Regions from separate parts of the Homo sapiens genome. Here region 1 is linked to region 2. The links are chromatin loops, found by intact Hi-C in ENCODE. Cell type or tissue: B cell. All regions are shown on one strand. Each heading gives the region's core, and the rest is flanking DNA. Links, peaks and the distances in the headings are about the cores only. Region 1 has its middle 21 kb from the start of GALNT2. Region 2 has its middle 10 kb from the start of LINC01736.

Region 1 (15,415 bases), core at 2,419-10,418, 52 kb after region 2:
GATGAAGACCTCTGGTACAAAATGAAATAGAAAGGGCAAAAGCAAATATCCCTCCCTTGCTCCAGATCTTAGAGGTGGAACATTCTGTCTTTCATCACTAAGCATGTATCTATCAGGCTGAGAAAAAATTACCTTCTATTTTTATTCCATTTCCCTTCTATTTGTTGAGTGTTTTTAATCATAAATGGGTATTAAATTTCATTAAATGGTCTTTCTATAGAGATGACTATATTTCCTGTCTTTCCTTCCTTCCTTCCTTCCTTCCTTCCTTCCTTCCTTCCTTCCTTCCTTCTTTCTTTCCTTCTTTCTTTCAGACAGGGTCTCACTTTGTCACCTAGGCTGGAATGCAGTAGCATGATCATTGCTCATTGCAACCTCAAACTGCTGGGCTCAAGCAATCCTCTGGCCTCGGCCTCCTGAGTTGCTAGGACTGAAGGTGTACACCACCACACCCAGTTAATTTTTTCATTTTTGTAGAGACAGGGTCTCACTATGTTGCTCAGGCTGGCCTCAAACTCCTGGCCTCAAGAGATCCTCCTGCCTCAGCCTCCCAAAATGCTGGGATTACAAGCATAAACCACCACCATACTCAGCCTAGTTTTTCTTTTTAAATCTGTTAATGTGATGAATTACATTAATTTTTCACATGTTAAACCAACCTTACATTCCTGGTAGAGATCCTACTTCATAATCATGTATTCTGGATTATATTACTAAATTTGATTTGCTAAACTTTTTGTCAAGAATTTTCATTAACTATGTTCTTGAAAGATGTTGGTATGTAATTTTCTTTTCTTCTACTGTCTTTGTATAGTTTTGGTATCAGAACAATATTGTCCTCAAAGAATGAGTTGAAAAAGTTCCCTCCTCTTCTATTTCTGGAAGAGTTTGTGTAGAATTGACATTATTTATATTTTAAATATTTGATAGAATTTAGCTGTGAAGCCATCTGGGCCTGGAGTTCTCTCTCTCTCTCTGTCTCTCTCTCTCTCTCTCTCTCTCTCTCTCTCTCTTTGTGTGTGTGTGTGTGTGTATGTGTGTGTGTGTGTGTTTCAGTAAACTTTTTATCATAGGATAGTTTTAGATTTACAGGAAAGATGTGAAGATAGTATCAAGAGTTTCCATATACTTCATACTTGGTTTCCCCACCATTGATATTTTGCATTGTATATTTGTCACAACTATGACCTGATACTGATGAATTATTATTATTATTATGTTTTTAATTGAGATAGAGTCTCGCTCTGTCCCCCAGGCTGGAGTACAGTGGTGCGATCTTGGCTCATTGCAACCTCCGCTGCCCAGGTTCAAGTGATTCTTCTGCCTCAGCCTACTGAGTAACTGGGACTACAGGTGCACACCACCACACCCGGCTAATTTGTTTGCATTTTTAGTAGAAATGGTTTTTTGTCATGTTGGCCAGACTGGTCTCGAACTCCTGACCTCAAGTGATCCACCTGCCTTGGCCTCCCAAAGTGCTGAGATTACAAGCGTGAGCCACGGAGCCAGGCCTGATGCATTATTATTGACGAAAGTCCATATTTCATTCACCTTTTCTTTTTACTGAATGTCTTTTTTTCTGTTGGGATCGCATCCTGGGTAGCACATTACCTCTGGTCATCACGTCTCTTTTGATTCCCCTTGGTCGTGACAGTTTCCTCACACTTTCCTTGTTTTCGATGACCTTGACAGTTTTGAGGAATATGGGTTAGGAATTTTGTAGAATGTCCATCAGTTGGGCTTTGTTTGATGTTTTCTGAAACTATACTGGGACGATGGGTTTTTGAGAGGAAGACTACAGAGGTAAAGCGCCATTGCCATCACATCACACCACGGTATGCACTATCAACTGGAATCACTGTTGATACTAAGTTTCTCCTGCTGAGGTCAGGCTTGCCAGGTTCCTCCACTGTAAAATTACTCTCTTTATTCTAAGGAAGTTTTAAACTATGTATTTAATTTCCCTAATAAATACAGGGCTATTGATAACATTTCTTCCCAAGTGAGGTTTGTGTCTTTCAAGACATTTTTTCATTTTATTCCATTTGCTGAATTTATTGACATAAATTGTCCACCCCTTTCCCTTATATCTTCTTAATATTTATCAAAGGTGAAGTGGTGGCCCTTCTCTTATTCCTAATATTAGTAACTTGTGTCTTCTCTCTTTATAAATTTTTTTCTTTATCTTTTCATCTCTTATCTTTTTTATGTCTTATTAGTTTCACAGGGGAAGGGTCTTATAAATTTTATTTATCCTCTAACAAAACTAGCTTTTAGGTTTTTGTGGGTTTTGTTTGTTTGTTTGTTTGTTTTGAGACGGAGTCTCACTCTGTCACCCAGGGTGGAGTGCAGTGGCACGATCTCGGCTCACTGCAACCGCCTCCCATGTTCAAGCAATTCTCCTGTCTCAGCCTCCAAAGTAGCTGGGTGCACACCGGCACACCTGCCTCATTTTTTGTATTTTTAGTATAGACGGGGTTTCCCCATGTTGGCCAGGCTGGTTTCGAACTCCTGACCTCAGGTGATCCACCCGCCTTGGCCTCCCAAAGTGCTGGGATTACAGGCATGAGCCATCAGGTCCAGCCAGCTTTTACTATCATTGATCGTTCTTTATTGTTGTTATGTTTCCTATTTCGTTAGTTTCTTTTTAACTATTTACTATTTTGTTTCTTCTGATTAACTTAGCCTTAATTTGCTAAGACTAAGTTTTAAGCTATAAATTTAGTTTCCCTAATACATATAGGGCTATGTGGAGAGCTAGTTCATTCATTTTCAAGCTATCTACCTACATTCGCATAACATGCTACAGATTTCTAAGTACTGTTTTAGCTGCAGCCAACAAATGTTTACATGTTACGTTTTCATTTTGTTCACCCTCAGAGATTCTTCTTTGTTTATTGTATATATTTAAGGTGCAAATAATTTCATTTTTATTTAGTTCAAATATTTTCTAATTTCTCTTGTCATTTCTTGTTTGACTCATGGGGTTATTTAGAAGTATGTAGTTTAATTTCCAAACATTTGGGAGGATTTTTAAGGTATCTTTCTGTAAGTGATTTCTAGTTTAATTCCTTTGTGGTCAGAAAACATACTTCGTATGACTTAAATCCTTTTAAATTCATTGAGACTTATACTATGATCCAGAATATGGTCTATTTTGTTAAATGATTCATATGCACTTAAAAATAATGTATATTGTGCTATTCTGAGATGGAGTGTTACATAAATGACAAGTTGGTTGATAGTGTTGTTCAAATATTCTATATTTTTACTAATTTTATTTCTTCCTGTTCCATCAGTCATTGAGAGAGATGTTGAAATCTCTAACTATAACTGTGAACTTGATTACTTCTTCTTTCAGTTCTATCAGTTTTAATTTCTTTTGAAGCTGGGATATCAGGTTAATACATATTTAGCATTTTGATATCCTCTTGATTACTTGATCTCTTTATTATTATGAAATTATCCCTTTTATCCCACTTAATGTTTTACTGTATTTATATTTTAGATATTGTATTCTTCATCTTTATAAGCTTCACTCATGTCTTTTTATTCTTTCATTTATTGCTTCATTGTATCCTTTTCCTCTACTTTCTTATACAATGGAACTTATTTGTAACCATTTTAATATTCTGATCTGCTAATTCTGTCATCTCTATCATCTCTTTCATTTCTGGGTGTTTCTATTGGTTACTTTGTCTCCTGATAATGGTTCAAATTTTCTTGCTTTTTGCATTTCTAGTAATTTTTTATTGGATCATGAATATTTTGGGATTTACATTTTGGGGGTGCTGAATCTTTTGATTCCTTTAAAAAGTGTTGGACTTAGTTCTGGTAGACAATTAAGTTATTTGGAATCAGTTTGCTCCTTTCAAGCCTGCTATCAAGCATTTCGGGGGCATGTCTGAGTCAGCCTTCAGTCTAAGGCTAATAATTTATCCCAACTAGTAAGATGGTATTTTCCTGTCTTGTGTATTTATTGCAAGGTCTGTCCATTTGGCTAGTGGGAACACAAATTATTCCTGCTTATGTGCGAGCACCAGGAATGTTTAGCCTACTGCCTTGCAGAGTAGTTACCCAGGTCCAGGTAGTTCCCTTTCACACGTGGGCAGGTCAGTGTTCGTCTAAAGGTGTGCCTGGTTTCCTCCACAGGTTTCTTGAGCTATTTCTTGGTGCAGCTCCTTCTTTTTTTCTTCAGTATTCTGTTCCACAAATTCTAACCACTTTGGCTTCCTCCCTCCCACTTCTGATCTCTTTCTCCTGAGCTCAGTGTAATCCTCAGACAGTGTGGGAACTGCTTCCTGCGCTACAGCCTGGAAATTGCCTCCTGGCACTTAGCTGGGGCAACTGTAGGGCTATCTTGTTTGTCACCCTCGCTCAGCAGTCTCAATCTTGTACTGCCTATTGTCCAATTTCTGAAGAAAAAAAACATGATTTCTTATCATTTTGTCCAGTTTTCAAGTTGTGTAAAGTGGGAGGGTAATTCCGGCCCCAGTAGTCCTTCATGGGCAAAAGTGGAAGTCTCAGATGCTCTTTTAACAAGTTTTGTGATAGAGAGCAAGAGAGAAGTAGCTTGAAGGTCAGGCAGAATCAAGTGAATCTTTTTCTTTAAGTTGGAAAAGAGATTTTCTTCTGTAGACAAGAGAGAATGAGCAAAGAATAAATGCCATTAGAACTAAAGTTTGTGATACTTGGTAGAAAGCTTCAAAAAGCTCATTTCTGGTGACATTTATGTTTTGTATATTGTGGGAGGTACAGTCATCCAGTAAAAATGGCATGTGACAAAAGAAAATGGTGAAAGTTTAAAGATCAGCTGGAGGAGGCAGGGAGGGTAAAGTAGAGCTGATTAGGGAAGAAAAAAAAAACACTGGTGACCAGGTGAGAGGGGACATATTGTAAGCCGTAGGTTAGTCATGATGTCCCTCAAAGAAATACGTAACTTGAATGGCAGCACTAAACATGTCTGAAATGATGCCCTTGACCATGAGACCTATAAGACCATGTTCTATAAAACCCAAGGTTCACAGACATTGAGCACTGTTGAAAAGTCATTCCTCTGGGCAGTCTCTAAATATCATTAGAGCAAGGTGCTGCATTTCCAGTCCTGTTCCCAGGTCTGGCTGTAAAGGCTTCCTTAGATCCTTGGCTCTTGTTACTCTATTAAAAACAGAGAAGAGGCTGGGCGTGGTGGCTCACGCCTGTAATCCCAGCACTTTGGGAGGTTGAGGTGGGTGGATCGCCTGAGGTCAGGAGTTCGAGACCAGCCTGGCCAACATGGTGAAACCCTGTCTCTACTAAAAATACAAAAATTAGGGTGGGCTCGGTGGCTTATGCCTGTAATCCCAGCACTTTGGGAGGCCAAGGTGAGCAGATCACCTGAAGTCAGGCATTCGAGACCAACCTGACCGACATGGAGAATCCCAGTCTCTACTAAAAATACAAAATTACCCAGGCGTGGTGGCACATGACTGTAATCCCAGCTCCTCGGGAGGCTAAGGCAGGAGAATTACTTGAACTTGGGAGGCAGAGGTTGCAGTGAGCAGAGATCATGCCATTGCACTCTAGCCTGGGAGACAAGAGCGGAACTCCATCTCAAAAAAAAAACCGAAAAACAAAAATAAAAACAAACAAAGAAGAGGTCACACATGGTCAGATGTGTAGGTCAAAACCACGCCGTCAACCCTTATGAAAGAGTACCCAAGGGCGGAGACTTGGAGCTTTCAAAGAGGCACTGTTAGGACAGTTGACTTCACCTGGGCTGACTAGACCTGAGTCCTTTTCTCTGTGTCTCGTTTGGCTGCCAGCCCTTGCCAGCTTGGGATTTTTGGATTTGCCTACAGTGTCAGTTTCTTACCCATGTTTTGCCCAAATTTTGCATGGCGAGTGTGCTGAAAGACCCCAGCCAGATCCCCCTGTTCCTTTCACTTCACAAGCTAGCGTTTGGCATCCAGCGCATCTGGGTCCCTGTCAGACTTTGTGTGAATTAGTAAAAGCTTCCTTTTATGTGTAGTCCCATGTGAGGGCTTCTAGCCTGGCAGATGGAACCTAGGTTAGATTTTAGCCCTTGCTCACCCCCTTGACCCGCTCCCCGTATAGCGTACAACCCACATGACTGTACACAGCTGGCACAGTGCCCTTCATTTCCTTGCCTTGACTCCCTACCTTCTCTCTTGGCATTAGCAATTAATAGTGACTTTGTCTGCCAGGCAGGCTCCTGACCTCTTAATTCACTGCTTTTTATGTCAGTACAGGTGTCCTTCCAGGTGGTCTCAGTCCCACCCAGGTGTCTGCAATGGTGCCTGACAGCTATCCGCTTCACACTGTTAAGCCCTGAGCCAAGGATGATGATGACACACTGTGTATTAGGAGAAACATCCTCTCTATTGGGGGCATAGAATCTACTGCCACTGTCTTCTATCCAGATTTGCCTGAGGTGACTTGAGTTTCCGGAGCCCCTCATGGGAACAGAGTTGTGGCTTTCCCACACACCCCATCGAGGGCTGTCAGTCTACACAACCAGTCAGGCCTTCTCTCCCGCCATGTCCCTGCGAATCACTCTCATTTCCACCAGAGTCTGGGCCATGATGCCCTGGGAACCCCACACTGATCATCTGTAGCCTTGTTCTGACCCCTTGTCTAGACAGTGCTGGACTTTTCCCTTAATGCGAGGCCTGACTTGCAGGGTCTTTTCAAACTTTACAGTGGTTCTGTTAGAAAGTCTTGGGAGGAGGCCGGGCGCGGTGGCTCACACCTGTAATCCCAGCACTTTGGGAGGCCGAGGCGGGCAGATCACGAGGTCAGGAGATTGAGACCATCCTGGCTAACACGGTGAAACCCCGTCTCTACTAAAAATGCAAAAATTAGCTGGGCATGGTGGCGGGCGTCTGTAGTCCCAGCTATTCGGGAGGCTGAGGCAGGAGAATGGCGTGAACCCAGGAGGCGGAGCTTGCAGTGAGCTGAGATTGCACCACTGCACTCCAGCCTGGGCGACAGAGTGAGATTCCATCTCAAAAAAAAAGTCTTGGGAGGGGAAGAGTCTGAAAGTGGTGGCCAAATTGAAACCTGAAAATGAGGCAGGGCAGTGTTTCTTAAATTGTGTGCTAGGAAATGCTAGTTCCACAGGATGTTTTCTGGAGTAAAAAAGAAAATTGTCTGGCCAAATATGTTTGAGAAATCTGGGCTTAGCAGCAGTTAAACAGGTTCTTCTATTGCAGGACTTCTCAGGGCTTTTGACACGCCAAAATCTCTAATGTACCTGTAAGGGGATTTAGAGTGTATAACGTTTCCCAAACGTATTTGATTACAGAGCATCTCATGATTCAGGTGCTCCACAGAATACTCTTGGGAAAAGTTGGGGTGTGGACCTTTCTGTTCCGTTTCCCGGTATGGTGCTGCTTTCTCAGGTTATTGGGAGGACTGCGGGAGCTCCTCCCTCCTGGGCATCCACTCGCGTTTCTCAGGTGAGGAGTTGCTACCTGGGCCTCTCTGTAATCATGTCAGCTGCAAAGGAAGCTGAGAAACAATCAAGGAAAACGCCTGCTGCGGATGTCTCTGAGTTCCAAGCCCCCTGCACTAGGATCTGATTGATCTCCTCTGTTTAACTTACAGTGTTTGATTTCTCGTGCTTTTGAGCTCTCAAGGCTGCTTTAACAATGCTGTTCTTGAAATATGCTGATAATTTCCTTTGAGACAACTGGCCTGCTCATTTCAAAATGACAGGTTTTCTCTTTCAGTACTTTAACTGTGAGCTCTCTTTGATTGAAGAAGAAAAGTTATCTTCTCAATTCTCATCCCCACATGAAAGAACATGATGGGAAGAAGCCTTTGAATAATGAGCCATGACTTCTACTTCAAACTGCTTGCTCTGTTGATCCAAGTGGAGAACCTCTTTCCATATCAGAAGCCAGTCTTGGCCATCCCCCTACCTAACCTCACTCAGCCTTTAATAAGCAGGTAATGGCATCTGCTTCCAGGGAGGAAGATGCTCCGTGATGACTGGTCTTTAAGGACAGAAGAGTGGGCCAACGTGTTGATGTTTTAGACCATTTGTGTTACTATCAAGGCATACCTGAGGCTGGGTAATTTATAAAGTAAATAGGTTCAATTGGCTCGTGATTCTGCCGACTGGAAGATTAGGCATGTGGTGAAAGCCTCTGGCTGCTTCCACTCATGATGGAAGCTGAGGGGCAGCCAGCCTGTGCAGAGATCGTAAGGCAAGAGAGAACGCAAGAGGTGCGGGGGGAGATGCCAGGCTCTTTTTTACAACCAGCTTTGTGGGAACTCATACAGCAAGGACTTACTCATTACCTCGAGGATGGCACCAAGACATTCCTGAGGGATCCGCCCCCAAGACCCAAACACCTCCCATTGGTCTCCACCTCCAACACGGAGATCAAATTTCAACAGGAGGTTTGAGAGGACAGACATACAACAATAAGGTGAAGATTACTTGGAGAAAGCTGGAGGCCTGAGTCCTCAGCACTGTGCAACTGACAAAGAAGGAGGGGGAGAAGGAGAAAGAGGAAGACGAAGAAGAAAAGAAGAAGAGACGGAGATGTTTGTATTTTTGTAGTCCAAGTTCTTACAGAACAGAGTTCCTGGTTAGGCAAGGCTTTAAACACCCTGAAATCAAGGACTGGTCATTCAGTAACGCTGTCTGCAATGCCTGTGATGCTGGGTATGAGGTTGCATGCAACCATAGTTTGCTGGAGAACAAGAGAGAGATGTATGAGGCAGGGCTTTAGCCCTTCATGACCTTACAGGATAGTAGGAGTGACGGATGGGTACAAGAGTCATTACCATGTAATAAGATATGGGATCTATGTGTGCATGGTGTACTCAATAGTAGAGCAACACTTAGTGGAGAGAGTTTCTGTGGGCTGGGTCTGCAGAAGGCTTTATGCTAGTGGTCATCTTTGAGCGAAACCTTAAGGTTTTACAGATAGTAAAAGCAAGATGTATGTCATGACATTCACTGTGATCTCACCAGTGTCTGTTTCCTTCCACCTCTCCATTGCCTAACAGAAAACCAATTTTAATTCTGGCATCTACCTCTTTCCATCACAGGCTAAGCACTTTTGGAAATGCTTGACTGACCTTAAGCCAGTCAGCACTGTCCATTCCTCTGGCCATTTCATTATTTTGGTGAGAGTACTATATTAATTGTATTTTCTTATTTTCTGTATTCTTGATGCTCTGACATCTAGGTCCTCACTGACTGGAGAGAGACTGCCTCTTCCAGGGCTCAGAGATAGAGTAGCAAAAGGTCCACCCAGGTCTTTCATAGGCAAACTAACAAATCCAGAGCTCATACTCTGAGCCACCTCTCCTATCTGGCTCTTGCACTCCAGGAAGCAATATTCCTGTGCCTTAAATCATCCCAGGGCCTGGTACAGCCAACCTGGGCCAGCCCCTACACTCCAGAGCCCATTGAAATTATTCATACTAGCCAGTCCTAAGCCTGCTTACTGTGCCTTGCCTAACCTTTCCTGTGGAAACCACAGTAAAGGGTCCTGGTCATGCTTTTCCCTCTCTCCCATTGCCCTGAGATCCAATTTGGTGTTTCCGCCTGCACCAGCAGGGATTGCTTCATCTCAGGAACTGTGAGTAACAAACTATCTTTTCAGTGGTGGTCATTGCATGACCTGTTGGCCTCATCATACCTGAATAATAATAAAGCCTACACTTTAAAACAAGTATGACTTAAGTCCGTGCAATCAGGGTAAATTTCTGGGGTCTGCTTGGAATTATGACCCAGAAGCACTCTCTCTCTTCCACTGGATATCAGTGAGGAAAGGTTATGGCCCTTGTTGTACATGGCAGGCATCCAAAAACCACAAGAGGAGCCACCTGAGCTGGACAGAAGACTAGAGAGGCAGACACAGCCTTCTAGGACATCACTGAACCTCCAAGCCACTGACCAACTACACCTGAAGTCCGCCTGTCTTGTCAGTCAACAGAGCTCCCTTTAGGTAGTTTAAAGCCTGTAATACAATAAAGACTATTCAGAGGCTCAGAGAATGGTGGGAAGTAGTCTCTGGGCTGCATTTACAGGGACAGCTTCCAGCTCTTCTTTGCAGAACTGATGTGAAATGGAAACTGTTGCTGCCATCAACCTGAGCAGCCTCTGCTTGGGCCAACGCAATGGATGCCCCTGGCCCTTGTCTTTTATAGCTGGCTTCAAATAGAGTGATCAACTCAGCTCAGGTTACCCAGGACTTTGCCAATTTTAGCACAGAAAGTCTCACATTCAAGACTCCCTCAGTGCCAGGCAAACCAGAATGGTTGGTCACCCTACTTCCCAATAGAAGTTATAGGAGAGTGCAACTGAGTGATAGAATCTATTTCCCCAGCAGCAAGAGGGACTGGGTCTTTTCATTGGAAAGGAGGAATTTACAATGTGGGGAATGACCAGAAATGTGGAGAGGATGTTTAAGCAATTTTGAGCAGTCAAGAATGACAAATGTATTTAATACAATAAAGCATCATACCTAGACTTTCCAGGTCCATGAGCAAGATGAGGCACTTGCAATTGGGCTTGCAACCAGAGCTCCCTACTTGATACAGAGGCTTTCAGCAGCTTCTACTAGAGAGCTGCTGTGCTGAACTGAGAGCGAGTACCCTGGTGTTATTCACAAGAGAATGAGGTCCGATGTCTAGGGCTTTTCTCATAGGATTGCAGATTTACCATATTTTACCTTGTGGTGCCAGGGACAAAGACATGAAAAATAAGCAAATAGATAGGAAGGGGGGCAATAAAATCTACTGTTTATTAAATGAAAGAATGAATTTAATTTTTTAACCCTTGATGACAATGAGCTATGCCACCTTCTTGAGAATGTGGCACCAAAGTCCAGAGGACAAAGTAATAAGACTAGAAGTCCCTGAATACATATCTGAATGAAGTAATGAGGGAGAGGCATAGAAGATGGTGTTTCACGAGTCGTTTATCAAACTGTCTGCACTGCAGCATTCAGCATCTGGACCAGCTCTGTCAACATCACTTGCAGTTGTTGTTGAATCACATGTGACATGACAAGTCCCCAACAGGTCTGGGCTGACAGCCAGCCTGCCTCCACTGCAGTGACACCTAGTGCAAAGCCTGTATTTGGGACTCAGCCTATAAAAGAGGACCACCCACCCCTGTCCACCACCACCACAGTTGCCTGCCACCATTGTAGAACAAACTACAGGAGAATGTCACACATACCCTAGGGGATACGTTCACTCTGCTCTTTGAAAAGTCTTTGCATACACTGTGTTTCAGGTGAGCCCCTCCTATGTCACCTGGAGAGATAGGCAGGATAGGCATTGTGATGTCCATGTTAGAGAAAAGCAAGCTCAGATCCCAAGAGAGTACGACACGCCTGCTGTGATACCGTTTGTCACAGGTAGCTCTTTGCCTTTGATGGGTGAGAGAGGCAAAGAAGGTGGCAAGACTAGTCTCATCTGTTAAATGTCAGTCATCAAAACCAAAGCTGAGGCCAGGTGCTGTCACTCACACCCATAATCCCAGCATTTTGGGAAGCCAAGGTGGGAGGATTGCTTAAGCCCAGGAATTCCAGACCAGCCTGGGCAACATGGTGAGACCCTCATCTCTACAAAAAAAAAAAAAAAAAAAATAGCCAGGTGCAGTGGTGTGTGTCTGTGGTCCCAGCCACTTAGGAGGCTGAGATGAGAGGATGGCTTGAGCCTGGGAGGCTGAAGCTGCAGTAAGCCCTGATTATTCTACTGTACTCCAGCCTGGGTAATAGAGCCAGACTCTGTCTCAAAAAAAAAAAAAAAAATGACAACAACAACAAAAAACCAAAGTTGATACTTTTAAAATATCAACTTTGATATCAACTTTTAAATATTTTAAATATTTTTAAAATATCGACTTTTAAATATCTTAAAAATATTTCTAAATATTCCCCAACTTTGGGCAGATTCATTTCATTCTGTAGCAAATTGGTTTCTGCATTTGGGCTGAACCACTTGATAGACATATACTCTGCAGTTATATATATAATATATATTTTACACTCTATAGTAAGTTGCCTGAAGTGCCCAATATATTCTAAGAACATGAAAGAAACGATACCAAAATAAATTATTTCCATCAGCCCCTTGAAAGTGTCTGAGACCTCACTTATTTCTCTATTGTTCTGCCTCATTCTGTGTAATTGCACTGGATAAAACATTACCTGGTCTAAATTGTCTTGTCAATAGAACTTTCACTTTCTCTTTTTTGTGCCTCTGCTTCTCATACTCCTATAGCCATTCAGACCCTGGCTTTGTTTTCTCTCATCTCTCCTGAGCCCTCGGCTTATGTCCACAGGGACTGGCTCTCTGTGGAGGAGAAAGGACTGGCTCTCTGTGTGGAGATTTCTGGCTCTCTCTTCAAGCTCCCAACTCTGCTCTGTTCTACTCACCCCAGCCCTCACCTTCCAGCAGTGCATCTAGAATGGGCCCTTCTGCCATATTTGCATTCCACGGCTCTCTCATTCAGTCCCCCACTGACCTCCCCCAGCCTTCACTATTTGAAGCAGGGTAGGCATTTTCCTTGATTCCGCCAAGCAGATTTTCAATTCCTAGGATTCTGTAGTTGAGCCTCAGGGATCATTCCTAAAATCTTTTAGGTGGTGAGAGTGAGAAGCCACCTGAGACCAGGCCTGGGAGGGCCAAGGTTGACCTTGTCAGGGCTGCAGTGGAGAAAGCCAGATGTTTTAGATGGCCATGAAGCCAAGGGAAAGAGATCGGGAGGCTCTGAGAGGCCGCGTGGGAACCTGGTTCTTGTGGAGATCCCAGTTCTGGGAACCAGCCCTTTGGAACCTGACCAACTTTCCTGTACTTGCCCTATTTTGCTTAAGCTGGGGAGTTCTGTTTCTTGTACCTCTAATCATGGCTGCCTCCAATCTCACCTTTAATTTGCTGGGAAGCTTTAGCTAACGGCACCTGCCCCACCTTCACTGCAGCTTTATTCTGCCTCTAACTTTACCATGTCAGGAAGAAATCTGATCTAATCTCATCTCTCTGTATTATGGGCTGAACCGTCTCCCTCTAAAAATTCACATGTTGCAGTCCTAACCTCCAGGACCTCAGAATGCAACTGTATTTGAAGATAGGACCTCTAAAGAGGTAAGCAAGTTAGAATAGAATGAGCTCATTAGGGAGGGCCCTACTGCAATATGAATGCTGTCCTTACAAGAAGAGAAGCCCGGGACAAAGATGCACTCCAAGGGAGGACCATGTGAGGACACAGAGAGAAGATGGCCATCTGCAAGCCAAGGAGAGAGACCTCAGGAGAAACCAACCCTGCTGACACCTCAATCTTGAACTTCCAGTCTCCGGAATTGTGAACAAGTAATATAGCTGAGAGCAGCCACCAACTTTTCATTGCTCAGGGAAAAATCTTGGAACCAAACTTACCTCCTTCTTTCTCCCAAACCCTACCTCCCACCCATCAGGAAATACTGCTGGTTCCACCCTCACTGCTGGCTCTTCTCTTCTGCTTGCTCCCACACTGGTCTCAGCACCAGCAAGCGGAAGAGTTTCCCAAAAGGTCGGAAAGACTGCTTCTGCCCCTGCCTTGTGTAATCAAACTCAACACAGCAGCCAGCATCAGATGTGTTTGCTCTTCTGCCCAAAACCCTCCACTCAGAGTAGAAGCTAATCCTGAAAGCACCCTGCAGGATCCTACATTCTCCAACTCACTGTGACCTTCTGACCCAGCTCCGACCTCTTCCTTCTTATTCTCAATTCACCATGCAGGCTGGACAAGCTCTGCCTCAGAGACTTCGCCTGACTGCTTTAGCTCCTGCATGGAAGGCCCTTCTCCCAGGTGCCTGCTTGGCTGATTCTCTCACCTCCCTCTAGTCTGGGCTCAGATAACCCCTGCTCACCATATCCAGGGTGGCCACTGAGTCCGCACTCACTGTCACTCTCCCCTTCCCTGCTCCACCTGTCCTTGTGTGCAGTGTACATGTGACCTTCTAACACACTACAGGGGACCCTTGAACAACATGGGGGTTAGGGCACTGACCCCCTTCGTGGTCAAAAATCCACGTATAACTTTTGACTCCCCCAAGACTTACCTACTAATAGCCTACTGTTGACTAGAAGACTTACTGATAACATAAACAATTACCACATACTGTGTATATGTCTTAAATACTGTGTCCATACAATACAGTAAGCCGGAGAAAAGAAATTATTAAGAAAATCATGAGGAAGAGAAAATACATTTCCTATTCATTAATTGGAAATGGATGATCATAAAGGTCTTCATTCTCATTGTCTTCATGTTGAGTAGGCTGAAGTAAAGGAGGAAAAGAGGAGTTCTTCTTGCTGTCTCAAGGGTGGCAGAAGATCCACATATGAGTAGACCTCATGTGGTTCAAGGGCCAATTTGTATTTACTCTACCTACTCATTGTGTTGAATGCTTACTGCCAGTCCCTCCCTTCCCCATCCACCACTGCACTACAGTAGGAACCCCAGGAGGGCAGGGACCTAAGTCTGGTTTTTTTTTGTTTGTTTTGTTTTGTTTTTGGAGACAGAGTTTCGCTCTTGTTGCCCAGGCTGGAGTGCAGTGGTGTGATCTCGGCTCACTGCAACCTTAGCCTCCCAGGTTCAAACGATTCTCCTGCCTCAGCCTCCTGAGTAGCTGGGATCACAGGCATGTGCCACCATGCCCGGCTAATTTTGTATTTTTAGTAGAGACGGGGTTTCTCCATATTGGTCAGGCTGGTCTCGAACTCCCAACCTCAGGTGATCCACCCACCTCGGCCTCCCAAAGTGCTGGGAATTACAGGCATCAGCCACTGTGCCCGGCCTGGTTTTTTTTGAGACAGAGTCCACCCTCTCACCCAGGCTGTAGTACCAAGGCACAATCTCAGCTCACTACAACTTCCACCTCCCAGGTTCAAGTGATTCTCGTGCCTCAGCCTCCTGAGTAGCTGGGATTACAGGGGTGTACCACAACACCCGGCTATTTTTTTTTTTTTTTTTTGTATTTTTAGTAGAGATAGGGTTTCAGCATGTTGGCCAGGCTGGCCTTGAACTCCTGACCTCAGGTGATCCACCTGCCTTGGCCTCCCAAAGTGTTGGGATTACAGGCGTGAGCCACCGCACCCAGTCTAAGTCTGTTTTGTTCCCTGATGTAACCCAAGTTTCTAGAACAGTGCCTGGCACAAAGCAAGCGCCTAATAGAGAATGGCTGATGGAATAAATAGAACTTCTCACTAAAGTCCACCCATTTCCTTAAGTCTGGGGCTATGGGGGCGTCTTTAACCATGAGTCTCCTTTCCTGCCTAAACCTTCCCACTCAAGTCCAGCTGCTGCTGCTTCCCAGCCAGCTCTTGTTTGATTCCTCCCTGCTCCCTCAGAGACCTGACTGGAGCTCAGATCTGCCCCACCCCATCCAGCTGCAGAGCA
Region 2 (15,415 bases), core at 4,943-12,942:
GCTTTGCTCTCTTGTGTAGCCTGAGATATGAAGAACAAATGCGGGGCTCATTCTCCACTCCCCTCCTGCACAGCCCCTTAGCCCAGCCAGAGGAGCCCATCACCACCCCCAGGACTCATGCTTGCTCTGTGCCTCCTGCCTTCACTTGCTGTCTTCTCTCCCCACTGGCCCATTCTTCAGAACCCTTCCCTGCTCCCCCAGGTCTACCTCGAGTAAGGCCAGCAATTCAGAGCACATGTCTAGTCTTTACAGGGGCCTGGAGCAACGATGATCAACACAACCCACTGGACTTTGTGCAGGACCAGGGCAGAAGCTCAGTCCTCAAGCTGATCAGCAGGAGGGGCAGGAGCACTGTGAATTCAGGCAACTCGGACGCCTGGGGTTGATGAAGATCCAACCCCTGCTCATAGCCAAGGGCAGATCCCAGTGTTTGTGGTGCAATTTTGAGAGCCTAAGAAAAAGAACACGGAAATATCTGTGTTTGCAATTGTACAAAAACACGTGATCATATGAACACACTGCTGTGACCCCTCTCAAAGCCAGAGAAGGGTCTGAAGCTCAGTCTTCAGTCCTTCCCAGAAAATGCACCTCTCTTCATAGCACTAGCCACCCCACCCCCACAGCACCTGTGCTTGGCAGGAACAGAAGTATTAGGTAGGGAGAAGGCAGAGTCCGTGGGTCATCACTGGACCGAGAGTAGCCATTCACTCATTCATTCACCACCATGTCACTCACAGCCAGGCTGTGCTACCCACTCCTGCTCCTGCTCCTTGCCCAGGCACGGTGTGCACATAGTGCCTACAGTGAAGGATACCTCCATGTGTCCCTTCAGGCAGCACATACAACTTGGCACGTGAAGCCTGACCTGGATTTCAGCCCCAATTCGCCCCCTCCCCCTCCACCATGTTCAAGCTCAACCCTACTCATAGCCTCCTAATGCACACCTGCTGCCATCCGCTGGGTCTGGAATGCCTCCCACGCCCACCTGGCAAACTCTTTCGAGACTGGGGCCAGACCTTTTTTCTCCAGGGAGGCTTTCTCTGACCTACCTAAGCAGTTAAAACATGACTTCCATGTATCCTTGTATGTGCCTATCATCCTACCTCCTGTGCGACATCACTGTGATTTGTACTGCTTTCTGCCTCTCATTCACTCTTGGACACCTGAACATACCATGGACTCATGCAAACGTCCCTTGTTGAACGTGCATTCTATGTCAGACGCTTCTAAGGCTTTGCACAACATCCCACATGCATTGGAAGTGAACAGGGCTAGGGTTATTTATACACTTCCTGCCTGTCAGAATTGACTCCAGGCCTGGAGTGGGACTGAAACTGCAGTCAGGAATCAGAGAGCTGGGGAAGGCAGAGACGGGGCGGTGGGTGGGAACCAGTGTATCTTCGGCATTTACCACTTACTGCTTCATATGCTCTATCCATATGATGTGTTCCTTTGGATGCACAAGCTACATACAGGCAGTGGCTGTGTCACACAATTCATTATGTAAATATTCTTTCATAAACAGCATGGGCCTTGCACACAATGTTTGGTAAATAAATATTGTGGCATGCTTGGTTGTCATGATTCAAAACTGGACAGTATCTACTGAATCACATAGCTGAGAATTTGCTTTGTCCGTCTTACCACCTTCAAGCAACTGTGCAAAGATGGCTCAGTTTGGCCTTCAGTTCTCTAATGAGACTCCCCAGCATTCATTAGAACTCCATCCCGCCAAGAGATACTCACCTACAGATCTTCTGAATGAAATGACTGTTGCAGCACAACTTCCTATGATCTTCTACGCAAAACCAAGTGTCTGGCCTCATGTTCGAAGTCACCCTTAGATTTGACACAAGTAACATTTGATTCTAGTAAACATATACCTCTCTACAACTTCATGTAATCTACAATCTGCAAGCATAAAATGAAAAGTACTTGGAATTGAGTATTAAAGAAAATGTACATGCATATTCTAAATTGTGCCTTCAGAGAGATTATGCTTTAATAAAAAGAATTCTGGGGTGAGTTCAGGACTGGTTCCATGGACAATTGGAAACTCCACACTTAGTAGAATTGATGAAGTGCTGCAGGCTTTATGTGCATTGTTAACTAACGAGTAGTAAATTCAGTTAACTTGATAAAACAATTGGAACACTAACTGCACCTTCTTTGTAAATAATGTCTTTATCCTTCCAGTAGTAGTTAAGCTCACCCTCCTGCTAAATTCCACAATACTGTGTATCTTTCTTGTGTCTCCCTGTCTTTTCCTTTAGATTCATTCAACAAATCAAGCTGAACATCTGTTACTGCTTGCCACTGCTCTGAATGCTAGCAATACTGCAGGGAACAAGCCAGATCAGTCCTGCCCTCTTGGAACTTATGTTGTGGTGATGAAGACACACAGGACACAGATACAAGAGTGTGTTTCCTCTGCCCCAGGACTGAAAGCTCCTTGAAGATAGAAACCACGTCTGAAAAATAAAAAAAAAAGTAATAGAAAAGTCTTTGAAATCTTGGCTCCTGCTATACAGTTTGCTTATCTGGTGGAATTTGCAAGTTCTAGCAGCTAAGATGTTGTGCCCACACCCTGTAACATCTGTCTGGTGTCTCCATCACACACCCCAGATGTCACACCCAGTCGTACCATGCACCAGGTAGCCCAAGCTGTTCCCAGCACTTACGCTCCTCCCCTGCCCTAAGATGAGAACATCCAAGGCTGAATTAACAGGGCAGAAAGAAAGGAGCTGGGGGACATAAAAGTAACTTGTTCACTGGCCTATTAATATCTAAAATCTTCCTGTCATTTACATGAAAATAATTAAGGTTTGGGGAAAATATCAACAAGCTTAAATGTCATCACATGGGCTGTTACCTCTTCTAATAGGCACCAAAAATAAGAATAACTCTCCCCTCGCTCCCATCTTTTTCAACTTCCACTCTTTAAGGAATCCACCAATAACGTCGCTGGCCCCAACTAGTGAGTTTGGGACCCCAAGGTGGATGGCAACTCACAGTGTCATGATAAAGGTGGGGCAGCCAGAAACCAGAGCCGGCAGGGCTTTGCCTCCTAAATACCCCCTTGTGCTTTGTTGGGAGTTCTTTCAGCTCTAGAGAAGAAAAAAGGAAGACAATGGGCTCTAGGACATTCCCGCTGGCGCAGAACCTGGGCCCACTCCCGGGGCTCCCAAGGGGTGGGTCCCAGAAATCTTTCTGTGAATCCCCTCTGCCTAGAAGTCTTCCTCCGTAAGACAAGGCAGCTCTGTTTAGGATCTGACTAGCCCTTTCTTCTGTGGGAATCATAGAGCACCTGCTAGCAGCACAAATCCTTCCAGACTAATCCTCTGCATGCATTGTCCAAAAGCCTCTCAGAACAGATTATATATAGTGCTCCTCTAGGGAAACTCCTGGTTCTGAGCTCATCTAGAACCTTCCTTCCCAAATATCCACCAACGTGGGGGGGAGCTTCTTGCTTTGCGAAATTTGAATGTGAAGTTTTTCATCCCTTGAGCATCGTGAAGATGTGGAGGATGAGCCTGTTTAAGGATTCTGCCACGGAAAAGAGTTTCATAAATGTTCCACCTTGTGAGCACCTAGGGGTATGGTAATTAAGAGTTATTTAACCTTCTGACTCTCTCAGTACCGTTTTTCATTTCCTCCAAGCATTAACGTCTGCTATTGAAGACACTGGGGACCCCTCTACAGCTATTCTAGTTTTCCAAATGTCCTCTTTTTTAGCTGGTTGAAATCCCTGAGGCTCCAGAAAACCATGATTTGTTTTTGTTTTTGTTTTTTTTCATTTGTGAATTCTTTTCTCTCTCTTGCCTGGATCACTAATCCCAGCCTCAGCTGGCAATGAATGTTGGGGTCTCAAGCAGATTGCCCTCCCTTTTGGACAGCAAAACACGGCTGCTCAGGGCTTCCTCTAGAACCCATTAGAGCCCAATTCCTCCATAGACTGCGAAACTCCACCCACGAAACTTTGGTTCCCTGGCCTCCTCCTACCTTCCCAGTGCCCTCAGGAAACCCTCTGTTACCTCAGTTGGCATATCTGTATAATGGGGATAAAAACATAGTACCTAGCTTCTGGATAATTGTGTGATTACATGAGATAATACGTATGAAGCACTTTACCCAGAGCCTGGGATGTAGCTCTCAATAAATGTTAGCTATTACTTTTATGGCTGATTGGTATCGATTCATGTTGGCTCACGGCATGCCACTCAAATAGGTTTGTTCCTGTTCAGCAAGAAGTCAGTACACATTCCTAAGGTGCCCAGTGCTCCCTGAAGAGGGGTATTCTTGATTGTAACTTGAGATTGTGCGAGACATGCATAAAACACGGAGCTCCTCTTACCTTATAAATAGACAGTGTCTATTTCCCTTGCAGTTTTTCCATATGTTCTTTTTTGAGTTTGTTTTATTTCCCTCTTTTAAAGTCTAGAAGAGCTGGATGCACAAAATACATTTTGGAACTCACTTATCAGAAGAAAGCCCATCAGAAAGACAGCATTTGCTTTCCTATTATTGATACTGATATTAATAAATAGTGAAATAGCGCTTGGCACTTAGAAAACAATGCTTTCCACCTCCAATAGCATTTGCAAGCATTAAGGAGTTCTTCTAAGCATTGCTTCTATAAGGTAGGAAAGCACTCACTCTCTTCCATTCATCAAAATATCACACACATCTACTACAAGAACCTATGTTCTATTGTTCTTTTTTGTTGTTGTTTGATTTTAACACAGAAGAGTTACTTCTTGGCCATTGTATATAGTCAACATTAAAAATTTGATTTTTTTTTTTTGAGATGGAGTCTCACTCTGTCACCTAGGCTGGAGTGCAGTGGTGCAATCTCGGCTCACTGCAACCTCCGCTTCCTGGATTCAAGCAATTCTCCTGCCTCAGCCTCCTGAGTAGCTGGGGTTACAGGCGCACACCTCCATGCCCGGCTAATTTTTGTATTTTTAGTAGACACGGGGTTTCACTATGTTGGTCAGGCTGGTCTCAAACTCCTGACCTTGTGATCTGCCCACCTCGGCCTCCCAAAGTGCTGGGATTACCAGTGTGAGCCACTGCGCCTGGCCAAAATTTGATTATTTTTAACCATTGAGTCTCCCTACTTAGGAGAGAGACTTCCTATTTCCCTATTTAGGAAATATTAGTTAAATCTGAGACAGAGAAGTCTGACTCTAGCACTCTCGGCCCTTTGATGGGAAGGGGAAATGTTTTTTCTGTTTTGTTTCCACACAGAGCACCAAGCAAAACCCCAACGCTGAGCTGTCTGATGGAACTTTCCACAGTGATAGAACCGTTCTACAAGGTGCATTCTTGAGCATAGCAGCCACCAGCCACATGTGGCAAATGAGCACTGGAAATATGGCTAGTGTTATTGAGACACTGGATTTTTAAGTTAGTTTAATATTAATGATTTTGAATTTACATTTTTGGTTTTTAAGAGACAGAGTCCCTCTTTGTCAACCAGGCTGGAATGCAGTGACATGATCAAAGTTCATTGTAGCCTCAAATTCCTGGGCTCAAACAATCCTCCCACCTCAGCATCCCAAGTAGCTGAGACTATACCATCACACCTGGCTGATTTAAAAAAAAAAAAATTTTTTTAAAGACCAGCTATGTTGCCCAGGCTTGTCTCAAACTCTTAGCCTTGCACAGTCCTCCTGCCTCAGGCTTCCAAGTACCTGAGAGTAGCTGGGACTACAGGCTGAGCTATGGCACCTAGTTATTTTTTTTGTTTGTTTATTTATTTTGAGACAGAGTCTCTCTCTGTTGCTTAGGCTGGAGTGCAGTGGTGCCGTCTCAACTCACTGCAGCCTCAGCATTCCCAACTCAAGTAATCCTCTCACCTCAGCCTCCCAAGTAGCTGGGACTACGGTTATATGCTACCACGCCCAGCTAATTTTGTTTATTTTTTGTAGAGACAAGGTTGCATTATGTTCTCCAGGCTGGCCTTGAACTCCTGCCCTCAAGCGATCCCCTGCCTAGGCCTCCCAAAGTGCTGGGTTTGCAGGTGTTCCAGCTCCTGAATTTAGATTGGAATCGACACACGTGGCTGGTGGCTACCCTATCAGACAGCACAGCTCTCACACCGCAGGAAAATGTTGTCTCTGCATGCAAGAGGGATTGCGGCCATGAGGAAAACATTCATATGGCCCTATTTTAAAACTTGGCCTTTGAAATGAGTTTTTAGATTTTTAAAATAGAAATATCTGGCTACTCTGACAAGTCTCTAGAAAAGTCAGGCTTGAAAACTGCCAGCACCCTGGTAGCGTGGTTCATCGCTCATCAATCTTTAATGCTCTGTTCAAAGTAACCTCTATATCAAGGTTGCTTGAGTGAAGGGAGTGTGTGGATATTGACAAGCAGGCTGCCACGGGCTCCTGAGAAAACTGTGGGCACATTCCTCTTTTGCATGAGGCTCTTCTATAACTGAGATTTTTTTTTAACTGCAGAATGTGGCTGTAAATTAATAGCTTTCTTGACAAAAGAGCCTCCCAATGCCAACTACTGATTTTCTGTTCTCTATCCATTTTTTGTTAAGCTAGACACATTCGCATAGAACACCAAGGACAGCTCAATGCAGAGGAGACCAGAAAGGGCAGGTCTTGGGCCGGAGAAGTGGGTCAGGTAGGAACAAAACAAAACGAAATGTTTGTCCCATTTGGAAAGGAAACAGTCACAAGCAATTTGTGCCACTGCCAGAACGCAAGTCCAGAAATGCTTGTACCCAAAATACATGTTCCACTGAATACAGCCCTTAGAATAAGGATGGAAGCTCCTCTTGGCCCCCGGCACTTACATCCAAGGAGGCAAACTGACGCCTGCTGTCAGATCAGGGGAAGTCAGGAGGTTAATAGTCTTGATCCCAAACCTCCTGGGAAAGCTGAAAAGTTGAATCCAGCTGCAACAAACAGCTTGGGACTCAGGAGTGATATGCGGCTGTCTGTCACTCACAGACTGTACGCAGGCATGCCAGTAACGTCTCCTTAAAGCAGAAGAGGGAAAATGAGAACCACAGCAAACAATTACCAATAACAGTGAAAGCTGAGATAGAAAGCACCATTACTTTTGTAATTCCTTTTGTGTCAAGGTGTGTGTATTTATAGCTCGCTCTCTATTAAACCATTTAAGAGTTAGCAGTTATGCTTTGCACATTGATGAATATAGTAATTATCTATCACTGCATAACAAATCACCCCAAAACTTAGTGGCTTAAAACAACAATCACCATTTTTTTTACCTCTCACTGTTTCTGAAAGCTGCGATTCAGGAGTAGCTCAGCCAGGTACTTTGGGTGTAGGGCTTCTCCTGAGATTGCAGGCGATGTCAGCTGGGGCCACAGTCATCGGAATGCTTGACAGAGTTGAAGAATCCACTTTGGAAGTGGCTCACTCACACAGCTGGTGAGCTGGTGTTGCCTAGTTGCTTTTTGGTACATGGGTCTCTGGACAGAGAGTCTTCATGATAAAGCAGCTGGCTCCCCCTAAAGCAATTGGTCCAAGCACAGGTGGTGCCTGGCCCTGGAAGTCATACACATCACTCCTGCTGAGCTCTGTCGGGTACACAGGCCAGCTCCGATTCACTGTGGGAGAAGAACACACCAGGGAGGCCTGGGGCCTCATGAGCCATCTTGGAGGCCGGCCACCACTGTGGAAAGTGTATTTTTAGAGTAGAAGTATAATTGACCCTAAATTGAAACAACAATGATATGTCACTTTTTATTCTTCACATAAGTATAAAATTTAAAAAAAATATATCCTGCCCCAGAGGGGAACTGGGGAGAAGGGTCATCTCCATTGTGGCTTGTGATAAAATAAATTAGCACCATCTACCTGGAAAACAAAGTAACTATCAACATTTTCAGTGTGTGTGACATTCAATCCTTCTGCTCTTTTATCTCCGTCCTAGAGAAGGACCAAGTATGTGTACAAAGAGGCAAAACCCAGAATGTTTGCTGCAGCTCTCAGGGGTGGGGGTAACAGTAACAGACGAGAAGTAACCCAAGTTGTTTCTTCGAGGTAACTGGTTAGAAAGCTATGGTCCTGTGTGATGGTTGTGCATCTCTGAATATACTGAAAAAAAAAACCCTCTGAATTATATACTTTAAGTGCATGAAGTTTATGGTAAGTGAATTATATCTTAATCAAGCTGTTAGAGCAAACAAAAAACAACTATGGTACATTCACAGAAGGGACTACATATAATGCAGTTGTAAAAAAGATAATAATAAAGAATAAGCTTTCTAGGATTTCATTAGTGAAAAAACAGAGAATAGTGTATTCAACGTGCTACCTTTGGGAAGGGTGCAAAATAATGATATGCATTTATATTTGCTTATATCTGCAAGAAGACAGGCTAGAAGGATACCCAAGAAACAAAGCTGAGGGTGGGGCAGATGGGGAGGAAGGAGGTAGACGGGACAGAGGCATACGCAGGCTTCTCAGTATATATCTTTGTTATATCATTCTGATGTTTGAACCATGTATATTACCTAATGAGAAATACGATAAAGTAATAAAATACAGTAAAAAATTCTACACATTCTAGTTCTAACTCAATTACTACAATTAACTCTGTAGTTATAGAGATATAATTGTACTTTTTTTTTGAGGTGAGGTTTTGCTGTGTTACCCAAATTGGTCTTGAACTCCAGTGCTCAAGTGATCCTCCCACTCCAGCCCCCCAAGTAGGTGGGATTATAGGTGTACATCACTGTGCCTGACTTTCATTTTCCTTTTCTGAGTTTCAGTTCTCTCTTCTCTCAAATGGATTCATTGTTCTTTGATCTCTTGGTGTCTCTGAAAGTCATTATATATGACTTTGTATAAATTCATTATATATGAATATATGTCTATATTCATTGTTGTTTGAATATATGTCTATATTCATATATAATGTGTATGTATATGTGTATGTCTATATATGTATGTATGTCTATATACATACACATATACATTCATACATGTTTTAAAAGAGGGAAGGAAAAAGCTTAATTGATTAGATGGTATTCCAGCCTGTGTTTCCTTAGTTATATGTGTGTAAAAAATGCTTTGCCTGGTTGTGCCCCACAGCCACACTTCACCTATTACCTGAATTATGGGTCTAAGAGATGACGGAAGCTCTTGGAGAACTTAATTCATAACCCACATCTCCATGGAATGTTCCCACCATGTGACCACAAAGTGGAGAGAGACATCGATAACTAAGAACAAGCAATGTCTGATCCTATAGATAAAATGAACAGGAATGGATACTGGGGCAGGAAACCCAAGTTTTCAACAGAGAAGTGGTTAGAACAGGGGTAGAACCAAGACAACTGGAATATTAGAATGATGAGACAGTGATATGCAGGCATCTTTTTTCATCATCTCAAATTCAGAATTTATTGTAGATATGGACACTGTACTAGAACTGCAGGTGCCCTCTCCGGCTCTTCCACAGCCCAGTGTCCCCTCCAGTTGCATGCCACCAGCAGATGACATTCTCACCATCACAGCAACCATTGGATTTACTACCAGAAGACGCCAGTTAACAACATATGTAGAAGTGCAGTGATACATCAATCCACTAGCACTCCTGAACACATCAGCCTGGCGTGAGCAGAGCCCTGTAGAGCCCTGACATGGAAGAAAACAGGCCCCTGAATGAAATGAACAAAAAGATGTGGAAGCAAAGAGAGGAAGCCTAGGTAGGCACTGCCATAAGGGCAGCTGGGAGGTAGAAGAAGGCTCTGGCCTCCCAGGAGGAGTTTGGGGAGCCTGTCTGACACTGTGGATATACTTGCCTTCAAGTGCTTGCAAAGCTGTCACGTTGATGAAAGCATTGAGTTTTATTTTTCGAGACGGCATTCTGAACTGGTGGCAATTCAAGTGAGAAGGACCGTGGCTCCAAGGAAAGAGCTTTCTACTAGGGGCTTCCTATCACTCAGCTCATGCAGCCTGGACCACTGTCTTCCATCCAAGATGCTGGAACATTAGTGTCCACACCCAGATACAAATAGAATCACACAGAGCAGCTTGTTCCAAATCAGCTTCTCAGGCCTCATCCCAGACACTCAGAGTTAGCAAGTCAAAGGAGGACCCCAACTTTGGGTTCCCAACAAGCACCCCAGGTGACTCTGATACAGCAGCATGTGAAATGAAATTTGGAAGCCACTTAGATAAATAATCTAAAAATGGTTCAACTCAAGTTTCATGTTATCCAGAGTCTGGCCTGCCCCCAAAGAGAGGTAAATTATAATAATCCTTTCTATTTCTTTCCAAGAAAGAAAAAGTCTTGGTTCTGCAACCTTGTTGTCTTGGCAACATTTCTTGTTGAAGTCTGTATTTCATCACTCAAATCCTTGCACCACAAGAAAATACAAGGCACCTTTAGAATTCTGCGGCAGGGAGAACATTGTAATCCCCCCGGGGACAGGCTGCGACACTATGTTAATGGGCTGTGTGGAACAGTGCTCAACCTGGAAAGGACACCTGTTCCCTGAAAGGGGGCCTGTCACTGCCCCCAGGCATCTGGAGACAAGGTCAGCAGGGTGAAAACACACCCTGCTGGGGTTGAGGGGATAATGGTTCACATCTTTTGTGGCCTGACCCTGGGCATATCACCTGACGATCTTGAGCCTAGTTTTCCATCTGTAAACTGTTGGCTACAATGTTCAGATGCATTTTAATTAATTCTGAAACTATATAGTAACTGTCACTTATGGAAGACCTACTGATATGGTTTGGATATTTGTCCCCTCCAAATCTCGTGTTGAAAAGTGACTCCCAGTGTTGGAGGTGGGAGGTGTTTGGATCACGGAGGTGGCTCCCTCATGCATGGCTTAGCACCATCCTCTTGGTGATAAGTGAGTTCTTGCTCATTTAGTTCACCCAGTGTCTGATTGTTTTAAAAAGGCTGGGCCCTCCTCCTTGCTCTCTTGTTCCTGCTCTCACTATGTGATGTGCCTGCTCCTGCTTCACCTTCTACCATGATTATAAGCTTCCTGGGGTCCTCAGCAGAAGCCAAGCTGATGGTGGTGCCATGTTTGTACAGCTTGCAGAAACATGAGCCAAATAAACCTTTTTTCTTTATAAATCATCCAGCCTCAGGTATTTCTTTACAGAAATGCAAAAACAACCTAACACACCTACGAGAAGCAAAGTGTGGAAGTGTTCTCTCTAATATACGTGTGTGTGCACATGGTAGAAGGACCACTACTTATACCTATGAGTAAAAGCTTCTGAGTCCTCCATGAAGCTGAGCAGATGCTGGTACCATGCTTGTACAGCCTGCAGAACTGTGAGCCAAACAAACCTCTTTCTTTATAAATAACTCAGCCCCAGGTATTCCTTTACAGCAATGCAAAATGAACTAATACAATGCTCATACATGTAAGTATGCATACATGCGTGTGTATACACATATGAATGTGTGTGTGTGTTTTTCTCATCCTTACAATAGCCTCAAGGTTGTTGTTATTCCCATTTTTCTGGTATAGAAAGTGAGGCTCCAAGAAGGTAGGTATCTTCAGGCAGGTCTCAGTTCAAGGGGAGCTATTTGCCAGTATCTGTCCATGCATGTACTCTTTGACTCAGCTATTCTACTTGTAAGTAATCAGCAGTGCTCTAGTTTTCTATTGCTTCTGTAACAGATTGCCACAAATTTCGTGTTTAAAAAACCACAAAGTTATTATCTCACATTTCTATGGCTCAGAAAGCCAAATGGCTCAGCTGGTTTCTCTGCTTTGGATCCCACAAGGCTAAAGTCAAGGTGTTGGCTGACCAGGGCTCTTATCTAGAGGCCCTGTGAGGAATCCAGTTGCAGACTCATTCAGGTTATTGATAAAACTTGGTTCCAAGCAATCATAGCACTGAGGTCCCTGATCCCTTGCTGCTGCCAGCCAGGACTGTTTCTCAGTATCTGGAGGCTTCCCACACTCCCTGGCTCAAGGATCCTTCTTTTTCAAAGCCAGCCATGGTGAGTTGTCTTTCTCATGATTCAAATCTCTCTGGCATTCCCTCATCCCTCCTGCCTCCAGCTGGAGAAAGCTCTGTGCTTTGAAGGGCTGTCTTAGTCTGTCTGGGCTGATATAACAAAATACCTGAGACTTGGTAAAATAATTTGTAAACAACAGAAATTTATTGCTCACAGTTCTGGAGGCTGGGCAGTCCAAGGTCTTCCTTACCAGCAGATTCAGTGACTGGCCAGGGCCTGTTCCTCAGAAATGGTATCTTCTGTGTGTCCTCACGTGGTGGGAGGGGCAACCAAGTTCCCTCAGGCCTTTTTTTTTTTTTTTTTGAGACAGAGTCTCGCTCTGTCACCCAGGCTGGAGTGCAGTGGCCTGATCTCGGCTCACTGCAACCTCCACCTCCTGGGTTCAAGCGATTCTCCTGCCTCAGCCAGCTGGGACTACAGGCACATGCCACCAAGCCCAGCTAATTTTTTGTATTTTTACTAGAGAGGGGGTTTCACCATGTTGGTCAGAATGGTCTTGATCTCCTGACCTGGTGATCCACCCGCCTCGGCCTCTCAGTGCTGGGATTACAGGCATGAGCCACTGCGCCCAGCCGTCTCAGGCCTCTTTTACGAGGGCACTAACCCCAAGAGTGCTCTACCCTCATGACATCATCATATCCCAAAGGCTCCGCCTCTTAATACCATCACCTTGGGGAGTAGGTTTCAACATACGATTTAGGGGCCATGCGTATATTTAGACCATAACAAAGGCTCATGTTATGAGGCTGTTCATCCAGATAATCCTGGGTAACCTTGGTTTCTTAAGGTCTATAACCTTGATTCCATCTACATAATCCTTTTTGTCATATAACATAACATACTCAAAAGTTCCAGGGATTAGAACGTGAATATCTTTGGGGCAGTCATTTTGTACAAACTGCACTTAATGCAAAATGATATATCTACAAGAATAGTCATTGCTGTATTCATTGTAATAGTAAAATAATGAAAATAACCTAAATATGCATCAGGAAGTGAGTTTATACATTATGGTTTATATGACGGAATATACTATGCAGTTGTTAAAAAGAATGTGGCAGCTCTATATGAGTTTATATAAAAGGATCATGTTATTGGCTGGATGTGGTGGCTCACGTCTGTAATCCCAGCACTTTGGGAGGCCAAGGCAGGTGGATCACTTGAGGTCAGGAGTTCAAGACCAGCCTGGCCGACATGGCAAAACCCCATCTCTACTAAAAAAACACACACACACACGCACAAAAACTAGCCGGGCATGGTTGTGTGGGTGCCTGTAATCCAGCTACTTGGGAGGCTGAGGCGGGAGAATTGCATGAACTTGGAAGGCGCAGGTTGCAGTAAGCCAAGATTGCAACACTGCACTCCAGCCCAGGTGATGGAGTGAGACTCTGTTTCAAAAAAATAAATTATGTCATTGTATTTGGTGCAAAAAGGAAGAGTATAAATGCTACAATTTGTATTTGTGTCTATTTATATGCATCAATGCCATGCAACATTTTTGGAAAAGATGCACAAAAGACTATTGACCCCAGTAGCCTCCCAGGAGGGCAGATGGGAGACAGAGCTATCAAGCTAGAGGACAGAGCTATCAGGGCAAGGTACTGACGCTGGAGCCAGGCTGCCTCGCTCAGCTCCGCACTGTAGTGTGAGTTTGGGAAGGTGATCTCTTTGTGCATTAAACTCTTAATCTGTTAGTTTCACAATGTCTTTGTGCCTCAGTGTCCTCATCTGCAAATGGGAATGTTAATACCACTACTTGTTGTAAGGTTAAAAAAAAATTCATGCATATATGCAAAGGTTTAGTGTACAGCCTGACACAGAGTAAATGCCATAAAAGTATTTGCTATCATGATCTGTCCAAGAACACATAAGTGAATTATGGAGGGCTGAGGGGAGGTGGTGCCACATTGCTATGACCAGCGACTATCATGCAGAACTTTTGAGCCCTCCCTACTGTGAGGGTCCAGAGAGAAGGGGCAGTTACTCGCCCGAGTCACTCTGAGAAGTAGAGGTTAGGCCTTGGAAGCCAGGCCAGGCTGAGCAGGGTCTCCTGGCTTTAGATCTAGTGGTTCCTTTTTGAGACAGAGTTTCACTCTCTCACCTAGGCTGGAGGACAATGGTGCAATCATAGCTTACTGCAGCCCTGAACTCCTGGGCTCAAGTGATCCTCCTGCCTCAGCCTCCCAAAACGCTGGGATTAAAGGACCGAGCCACTGTGCCCAGCCGGGTCTAGTGGCTCTTCCATGGCCCCATCAGTGGCAAGAGTGGTCACCAGGGAAGCAGCACATCTCTGCCCTGTTGCTTGCTCACCAATAAGGTGAGAAATAAAGGCTTTAATAGGTGCGATAACAATTTTTAGGAGATGCCACCTCAACCCAGGGTCTGTTTTCTGTTCCTTCCCTATGTACTCCCCTTAAATCTCCAGACCCCATGATACGTGAGCTAGAGCTATTTGAATTGGGCCTTTAACCTCAGTTCATCTCTTGTTTTGCAGCTGTGAAATAGGAGAATTAATATTACCCAGTTTCCCTGAAAGAGGCCTGAGTCACTTTGGTTATGCACCATTTTCCAACGCTCTGAGAAGCAGCCTCAAAGAACTACAAGAACCTTTTTAGAAGCAGTTGCAACTGACTGCCAAGGAAAGTTCTGGGCCATAATTCTTTAACGAAAACATTCAGACCTTTCCATGATTAATCAAAAGGGAAATAAGGAAAAGGGAAATCATGAATTCGTACTAAATCGCTACACTTGGAGCAGACGCTGCCTCTTGGCAATTCTTTCTCAGCACTTGTTCTGCCAAAGGGAGAAAAGGAAATAATGCACTGAGAATTTCTTCCCCTCTCTTCTGTCTCCTGATCTCTTATTTTTTTTCTTCTAAAGGTCAAATGTATTTGCTGAGCTGCCTCGACAAATACCTGCCCTCCACTCAGAGGCTGAAATGTCATTGCTGAAAATGAGGAAATGGAGTGACAGTGGAAGAGCCGTGGAGTGCGGGCTCCTAGTGACCGGCCCCTGCTGGGACACCCACCCCATGCAGACTTTACTACAGCCTTCGCAGAAGCTAACACTGTAATCAAGGCTGCAGGATTTCTGCTCCCTTGCTTTCCCTCTCTTTTGACTACATATTTTATTTCAGCCCCGTGGTGAATTATTTATTCGGAGGGGAGGTGGGAGAAAGTGAGGAGAACTCAGCCCTTTGGGAATAATAAGAATATAAGAAGACACAGCGGCCTTTCTCAGCCGGGAAACAGGAAGCACAGGTCTCCTTTTTAAATCTAACTAAGGAACTGGTAGAGTCGGCGGATGCTTGTTGAGTGTGGCTTTTGTGATGCTTCCAGTATGTAGCAGCAATGTTCCCAGATGTAGCCAAGGCCCAAACCTGGGGGAACCGCATGCCAGTCAGAGGGGAGGCTCAACCTCCCTC

The links. A loop is a pair of places that touch in the nucleus more often than their neighbours do. Peaks named below come from ENCODE experiments on the same cell type or tissue, not always from the same donor. Only the 100,000 strongest peaks of a DNase experiment are listed, where the experiment ranks them.
Region 1: it touches region 2 in a loop (2.2-fold over the local background); 4 of 110 quality-filtered maps call a loop at or near these places.

What each region holds. Positions count from the first base shown.
Region 1 is chr1:230,038,955-230,054,369 of GRCh38, forward strand. No RefSeq gene overlaps it. Among named protein-coding and RNA genes, the nearest start is that of GALNT2, 21 kb to the right of the region's middle. RefSeq lists an enhancer at 7,549-8,049. In B cell, for the core only: no CTCF peak of the experiment used is centred there; no DNase peak of the experiment used is centred there; H3K27me3 peaks cover 504 bases.
Region 2 is chr1:229,984,516-229,999,930 of GRCh38, forward strand. No RefSeq gene overlaps it. Among named protein-coding and RNA genes, the nearest start is that of LINC01736, 10 kb to the right of the region's middle. In B cell, for the core only: no CTCF peak of the experiment used is centred there; a DNase peak (open chromatin) is centred at 8,746.